2 separate regions of the Homo sapiens genome follow, and region 1 is linked to region 2. Evidence: read pairs that join two places in POLR2A ChIA-PET (ENCODE). Cell type or tissue: A673. All regions are shown on one strand.

Region 1 (4,000 bases), 1.6 Mb before region 2:
GCTTCTGCTGTTAGTGTATAGCAGCTTCACTGACCAAACCAGCACAACCACCTCATAGAGAAAAGGCTTCTAGAATTCTCTGCTGGATGAAATATGATTAAAATGTGGGACTAGTAGGGTTAGTCTTCTAAGAATTTTGAGGTAATAATTATGGAAAATATATCTTTTACAGATTTCTTTTGGGAAAACATAAAGCTGCCATTGAAGTATATAATGAAGCAGCTAAACTCAACCAGAAAGATTGGGTAAGTAGAGAACTTTCAGTTCTTTCTTATTAGTAAACTTGCTAATGGTTCCATTTATCATCTGGCTGTCTTATTTCTGAATTCTTACATTCCAAAAATGTCTTGATTTTAACCTCATACTTAATTCATGATTTGTATAAGTATAGGATCAAAAACCATGTTTCCTCATAACTTTGCAGGCATTGCTGCATGATTTTCTAGCAGTTTGCTGACGAGCAGTCTCTTACCAGTCTGATTCTTGTTGATGACCCCTAGAAGCTTTGGGTATTTTTTTCGTCATTGGAATTCCACAGTATCAGCAATAGGCATCTAGTTGTGTTTCATGTCTTTTTCCCGTCCCCATCTGTGTGACATTCAATTGACTCTTTCATTCTGAAGACCCTTGCCTTTCTTTGGGTCAGGGCCTTTGAGTAGTTCTTTATTTTTCCCCTCCCCTTCTCTTTGTGTCAATTGAGGATTGTGTGTAAATGCAACAGAAAATTTGACTAAACATTGGCTTTACAAATTCGTTTTTGTTTTTTTTTTTAATTCTCATGAAACAAGATGTCCAGGTAAGTAGTTGCTGGCATTGATTTGGTGGTCCTAGGATGTCAAGACTGAGAGTTTTTCCTCATGGTTACAAGAAGACTGCTGCATCCAGCATCATATCTGCATTCTAGGGAGGCAGAAAGAGAAAGCAACAAGGAGAAAAGGACAGAGCCTATACTGGGAAAGCACAACTTTCCCAGAAGTCCCCCACAGACTTCCACTTATGTCATATCAGCTCCCCTTCTATAAGGAAGGCTGGTTAAATGTCGTTTTTAATCTGGTCACACTGCCACTCTAAACAAAATTAGGGTTCTTTTAGTAAGGAAAAAGAGAAGAGTAGGTAGCAGGTAGGCAAGTAGATAACTAGCAGCATCTGCCACACTGTTTTCCATTCTCTATGAGAGATGTTCTCTAACTATTCTCTACAACTCTTAACTTGCCTCTCATTTTCTACCTCTGTGTCCTTTTCTTTGTGTGTGGTGCGGGGGGGTACAGAGGCTCACTCTGTTGCCCAGGCTGGAGTGCAGTGGCGTGATCTCGGCTCACTGCAACCTCTTTCTTCCAGGTTCAAGTGATTCTCCTGTCTCAGCCTCCTGAGTAGCTGGGATTACAGGCGCCTGCCACCATGCCCGGCTAATTTTTGTATTTTTGGTAGAGACGGGGTTTCACCATGTTGGCTAGGCTGGTCTCCAACTCCTGACCTCAGGTGATTCACCTGCCTTGTCCTCCCAAAGTGTTGGGATTATAGGTGTGAGACACCACGCCTGACCCTCCTTGTCATTTTATTATATGTTCAGGACATGTATTCAGTCTTATCTTCCATATCATCATTTTTGTTTTTAGCTATTTGTATTCTGTTATATACCCTATCCATCCAATATTTTTTATTTCATTTCCTTTTATTGTATTTTTAATTTCCAAAAATCTTGTCTTTTCTTCAATGTCTCTGATTCTTGAAGTTCTTTTCTGCTTCTCAGAATTATCTTTTTCTTCCTCTCTGCATTTTGGTTCTTCTATTTTATGCTGTTGGTATTTTTCAAGTATTTGGTGATTCTCAGAGAGACATTCATATCTGTGAGTGAAGAACTAGATTTATTAGTACAGAGAATTAGCATGGATTTCCTTTGCAGTTCTTACGGGGCACTATTATTTTTGAAGTGTGTTCAATTTGTTAGTCGCTTTTCTTCTGTACATCGGAAGATTGAGTTGAGTCTTTATGCCATGGAGTATGTTATAGCTAACAGCCAGAGTGAAACTACAGATGAAGAAAAATTCATGTACTTTTCATTCAGTCGGTTTTTCAAAAAATGAGTATGTCTGCTATATGCCAAGCACTGATCTATGCCCTGGAGATGCAAAGATGGACTGTTGGATTATAAGATACTCAACTAGAATAGGAAATGAAGGAAGAAGAGCAAGGTTTGGAAGAAGGTGATGGTAAGAAATCAGAGTTAAATCCTGTCTTTCAGAGGATTTTGGATATGATAAGTTTTAGGTTCTGAGGGGATATCTAAATTGAGATGTGTCCAGTAGGATTGGATATAGAAATCTGAAACTCAAGTGTTTTGGAGTAGAGATGTGAATTCTGGAGTCAGCAACATAAAGGTGGTAATTGAAACCATTAGATTGGTTGACATTACCCTGCAATGAGCTGAGGATGGGACCCTGGAAAAAAAGAGTTTTTTACTTTTTTTTTGTCTGTTTGAGACGGCACAGGAAAAGTTACTGCTTTAATGCAGGGAGGAAGCCCTGCATTCTCTATGGGGGCCAGGATCATGGGGGTGGCCAGTGCCACAAATGGTCACCATACAGGCCAGGGAGGAGCCAGGGCCCACCAATAATCCCTGGAACATCCCTGGATGCTAGCAGTTTTTTACTTTCTAAATTTTTTTTTTTTTTTTTAAGAGACAAGGTTGCCTAGGCTGGAGTATAGTGGGGTGATCATAGCTTACTGTAACCTCCAACTCCTGGGCTCAAGTGATCCTCCTGCCTCTGCCTCCTGAGTAGCTGGGGCTACAGGTGCAAGCCACCATGCCTGGCTAAATTTATTTTGTGGAAATGAGGTCTCATGTTACCCAGGCTGGTCTCAAGCTCCTGTCCTCAAGTGATCCTCCTGCTTTAGCTTCCCAGAGTGCTGGGATTACAGGTGTGAGCCATCAAAAAGCAATTTTGAAGGACTGAGCAGAAGAAGAGAACCCATAGAGGGAGATAGGGAAGAGGTAAAGCAGGAGAGCTCAGGGTCACAGGGGGAATGGAACGTATTTCTTAATCTATCCAGTTGGTTGAAAGAGCTCATTTGGTATTACTGACTCACTTGGGATAACCATCCCATTGTTACTAGTAGATGTGATCATTCACAAAACAGCCATTCTTTTTTTTTTTTTTTGTTGAGACAGAGTCTCATTCTGTCACCTAGGCTAGAGTGCAGTGGCTCAATCTTGGCTCACTGCAACCTCTGCCTCCTGGGTTCAAGCGATTCTCCTCCCCCAGCCTCCTGAGTAGCTGGGATTTACAGGCACCCGCCACCATGCCCAGCTAATTTTTGTATTTTTAGTAGAGATGAGGTTTCACCATGTTGGTCAGGCTGGTCTCGAGCTCCTGACGTTGTGATCCGCCCACCTTGGCCTCCCAAAGTGCTGAGACTACAGGTGTGAGCCACCACCTTTTTTTTTTTTAACTTTAAAATTTTTCTTTAAAATTTTCCCCTTCATGGCATTTTTATTTTCTTTTTAGAATATTTTAATGATTTTGAATTTTACTTTTATTAATAGCCCTTACCTACCCTACATATTTCATAAGTACCTGTAGAAAACCTTATAGTAGCTGGAGCATGGTGGCTCATACCTGTAATACCAGCACTTTAAAAGGATGCTGAGTGGGGAGGATCACTTGAGCCCAGGAGTCTGAGACCAGCCTGGGCAACATAGAGACCCAGTTTCTAGGAAAAAAAAATAAAAATTAGTGGTCGTGTGCACCTGTAGTCCTAGCTATTCTAGAGGCTGAGGTAGGAGGATCACGTTAGCCCAGGAGGTTGAGGCTGCAGTGATGCGGTGAACTGTGATTGTGTCACTGCACTTCAGCATGGAAAGCAGAGCAAGACCCTGTCTCAAAAAAAAAAAAAAAAAAGAAACAACCTTGTAGCCCTACTTTCTTGGACTCATCAGGGTATTCCACAGTCTTGCTGCAACAGGGGAATAGTAATTCCTCCTGCCATTATCTTAGTTGAC
Region 2 (4,000 bases):
TACACAATCTCTGTGTATAACAAGAGAGTTCAGAGCTCAGGCTCTAGAGCCAGACTGTCTGGGTCCAAATTCTGGTTCCACCACATACCAGCTAACATGACCATGGGAAAACTACTGAAAGTGTCAATGCCTCAGTTTCCTTGCCTATAAAATGGGTACATGGCAATAGCACTTTTTTCATAGGGTTGCTGTGAGATTTCATGAGAAAACCCATGGAAAGCACTTAGAGTAAGTTCTCAACAAGAATGAATAATATCGTTACCATCATTCTCTATTCCTATGCCACCATTTCCCCTAAAATACTTCTGGCCATCCTGACATAATAGACCTCAATGAATGAGAATCTCTCTGTCAGATGAGCCTGGTAGTGCCAGACAGGTCTCTAGAGGGGTTTAGAAGGGGTGGTGTGGAGGCAGTTTGCGAGGGCAAAAGCAGGAGGCCAGCTCCCACCTCCCTCCCACCCTCCTGGGTGCAGCCCGCAGGTGACACCTTCCAGAGAAATCTAGAACAGTAGGTGGGGCAGAGGCGGAAGCTGCCCTGGCCAGCATGGTCTGAGTGCTCCCTTTTCCTCCCCAGGACACCAGCCTGAAAACTATCAATGATGAGGCCCCCACAGTGGCTCTCTCCTTCCAGCTGCTTTCCTCTGAGGTAAGGCTGTGGGCCAGGGGAGGGTCAGGGCCAGCAGGCACATGTCAGTGAGATCCAACTTCCTTCACAATTGCTGGCTTTGTTCAGGGACTTCTGGGAGGATGGGACTACTACTTTGGATAGAAACGTCTAAGGGTGATTTGAGACTCCAGACAAACGTAGAGAGAGCTGGGATTAGGAAGAGGAGAGTTGTGAGCAGAGGGCCACCCAGACCTTGGAGTCAGCCTCTGACCAAGCCCAAGCCAAGTCTGGCTCACTGGGATCGAGGTTCTGCAAGGGTGAGCTAGGATATCAGTTTTCTATTGCTTTATAACCAAATTAGCAGCTTAAAACAATGCCCATTTATTAGCTGACACTTCTATATGTAGGTCCCATGACACAGGGTGGCTGGAATCAAGATGTTGGCAGGGTCACATTCCTTTCTGGGGATTATGGGGAGGAATCTGCTTCCAAATTCATTCAGGTGGCTGCCACAATCCAGTTCCCTGCAGTGCCGGACTCACATCCCGGTCTCCTTGCAGGCTGTCAGCCGGGGCAGCTCTCAGCTCCTGAAGGACGCCCACATGCCCCCTCACAATGGCCCCGTTCATCTTAAGCCAGCAGGCATGTCCAGTCCCTGTCACACCTCAAAACTCTGACTTCCTCTTCTGTCAGCAGCCACAGAAAACTTTTAGAGGTGCTTTTAGAGGGATTTTAGAGGGGCTGGTGTGATAAGGTCAGGCCATTCTAATCATCTTCCTATCTTAAAGTCAACGGTGCCATGTAACAAACATAATCCCAGGAGTGATCAGTCATCATATTCACGGGTTCCAAGAATGAGGGTGTAAAATCTTGGAGGCCCGTTTTTGGAATTCTGTCTACCACAGCTGGGTTGGTCCAAATGTGAAGACACCCAGGGCTAAGCCCTGCCTGCTGGATGAGCCTCGATCCCTCTCGCTAGCTACACCTGGTCTCAGCCCAGCTTAGACCCTGCTCATTTGGCTGCAGTGCACATGCCAGGCACCCGCTGGACTTTCCCTCTTTCCTCTCAGTGGTGCTGGGATGTGAGTAGTTTAGGACCATGAACCCAGAAAGTGTTTGCAGGGACTAATGTCCGCGCCAACCCACTCCTGCCTTCTTCCCACGCAGGAAAAATATCCACCAGCTCTGGGGTAGCACTTGGCTCTGTGACCTCACTCATGAAGAACACAGGGAATCCTATGGTGTGGGGTATGAGGAGTATATCTGGGTTGGTACCAGCCTGAAAGTGCCTTTACAAGGCCTCTGGAGAGGGCCTGAGACCCCATTAGCACTCCCTGCTATAGGTGTTCAGGATTGCCCTCTCAAGGGTAGAAGCAACAAACCCCAAGAAAGAGGCACCAGAATCTTGGAGAAAAAGGTCACAAACTTCCCAGTTTGGAGCCCAACCCTCCGGGGCCTCTTCCCAAGGTATAGAGTCTGCCTGTGGCCACTGGCCACTGCCAGCCCCTCCCCACCTCCCTCTGTCTCCTGCCCCTTCCACTGGGCATGTGTATCCTGGGACTAAAAGGAGCGTCAGGTGCCCCTGGTCAGGGGACTGACTAGTGGGCCCAGGCAGGCAACAGGCAGGTGGGCAGAACAGTTTCCCCATTGCCCAGGGGCTGGGCACAAAGGTCTCCAGTAATGAATTATTCACCGGAGCTGTGCTAAGTGCAGAATTAATCCCTTTCCTTCCAGCTGGCGGCCTCACTAAATTATCCCTCCAAGTCATGCGGGAAAATGCTGCCGAATTCATTTAGCTGCTGAGTGTTTTGATCTGGGCCTTGTGATTTTAGCGTCTCCTTCCCCCAACCCCCTCCCCCTGGAGGCGGGTAAAAAACCTTTTAGTAATGGATTTCTGAGAAGAAAGGAAAAGAAAGGGGATCAGGATTGGGTGTGTACCAAGAAAATAGTACTAGCAGAAATTCAGATTCTGCAGCCAAGAATTCACACACACACACACACACACACACCCCCTCTACATATACACTCTCAATCACGTGTGAATATCTACACACAGTCACAGACACACAGATGTGTGCGCACATACCTTGGCAAGAAGGATGCACACTCTTAACACATATGTACACGCTCTCACATACATGCAAACTGACACACAGATGTTTTCACACCTGCAGTGGCACACACGGAAGCTAAATCTCTTTGTAGTGGAACTATTTCTTGGTAAACTATCTGAGAATTGGCCAATAACTGACTCCCTTTGATTCTAGAATCTTGAAGACCAATTTAGGAGCCTAAGTATAAAGTGCTAATGTGGTTAAATTCACCATGAAGTCCTTGCAGCTGCAGCACCCATTCATTTATTCTTTTATTCCATGTATATTTGATGAGGAGTCACTGCATGTCAGGTAGCATGCAAGGCAAGAAGTAGAATTTTGGCTGCCATTGTGGATTGAAATGGGGAGAAGGAGGGGTTGGCAGCCATGGACCTCATTTTGATTTGAGCTCACACCTTCATTGGGCTTGGACATGGCTCTCTAGTGTCTGAGACCTTTTGGCATCCTTCTCCCTAAGGGATGGCAGGAAAGTGTTGAGAATTCATGAACAGGTCAGATGGCATTGCAGCTAAATCTAAAGGGGCCCATCCCCTTCTCCATCCCTCATCACCACCTTCACTGCAATACCATCATTGTTCTCTATGCAACTGCAAACATTTCTGAAGCACCCACATGAGCAATTGCTGTTCTGGATTTTAGGAATATTACACTGAAGAAGAAGAAGAAAAAAAAACAATCAGGCCCTGTCTTTCTAAAGCTTGCATTCTTAGCAGGGAGTATGGAACAGACAATAAAAAAATAATTCATGTCAGCTAATGATAAAGGGTCTGAGGAAACTCAAACAAGGTGACATGATACGGAGTCCTTGAAGGGGCTATTTGGACTCCTCATGGTAGCTGAGTACGGTGATGAGCTAAGCTGCTATAACAAAGAGATCAGGTTCCTGCCCCCTTATTGTTGCGCCTAAGGTGTTGCCTGCAACTTCATCATGGAAGGTACCTGGTATTCATCTCTGCATCCTAGACTTTGGGAAGGCAGCAGCAGGGCTGGGGCCATCAACTCTTCCACCCTTTAAATCAAATATTGCATAATGGGTCCAGAAGCCACCACCTGACACCTGGAGGTCTTAGAGTCCTGTGGACACTCCAGCTGCCGAGGCTTGTGATATTGGGCCTCTCAGGCCCCTCGTTCACATGGTCAACAACTCCATCCTAGGGGTAGCTCTTTGCATGTGGTCAGACATGGTCAGTGCTGTCACAGAGCGGAAATGCTTCAGGAGAAATGAATGCGCGTGCCGTATTTGGGCCCAGCCCCAGTCTGAGGACATAGGCTCTTTC

What was found. ChIA-PET counts read pairs that join two places held together with the same protein. Peaks named below come from ENCODE experiments on the same cell type or tissue, not always from the same donor. Only the 100,000 strongest peaks of a DNase experiment are listed, where the experiment ranks them.
Region 1: POLR2A ChIA-PET joins it to region 2 with 5 read pairs; 2 of 35 experiments call an interaction of 5 or more read pairs at or near these places.

Annotation. Positions count from the first base shown.
Region 1 is chr15:72,716,606-72,720,605 of GRCh38, forward strand. It overlaps BBS4 (Bardet-Biedl syndrome 4), which reads left to right. Exons shown (of 16, transcript NM_033028.5): 6 at 173-245. Among named protein-coding and RNA genes, the nearest start is that of BBS4, 32 kb to the left of the region's middle. In A673, no CTCF peak of the experiment used is centred here; no DNase peak of the experiment used is centred here.
Region 2 is chr15:74,281,202-74,285,201 of GRCh38, forward strand. CCDC33 (coiled-coil domain containing 33) reads left to right here. Exons shown (of 19, transcript NM_025055.5): 10 at 577-648. Among named protein-coding and RNA genes, the nearest start is that of CCDC33-AS1, 36 kb to the right of the region's middle. In A673, no CTCF peak of the experiment used is centred here; a DNase peak (open chromatin) is centred at 2,380.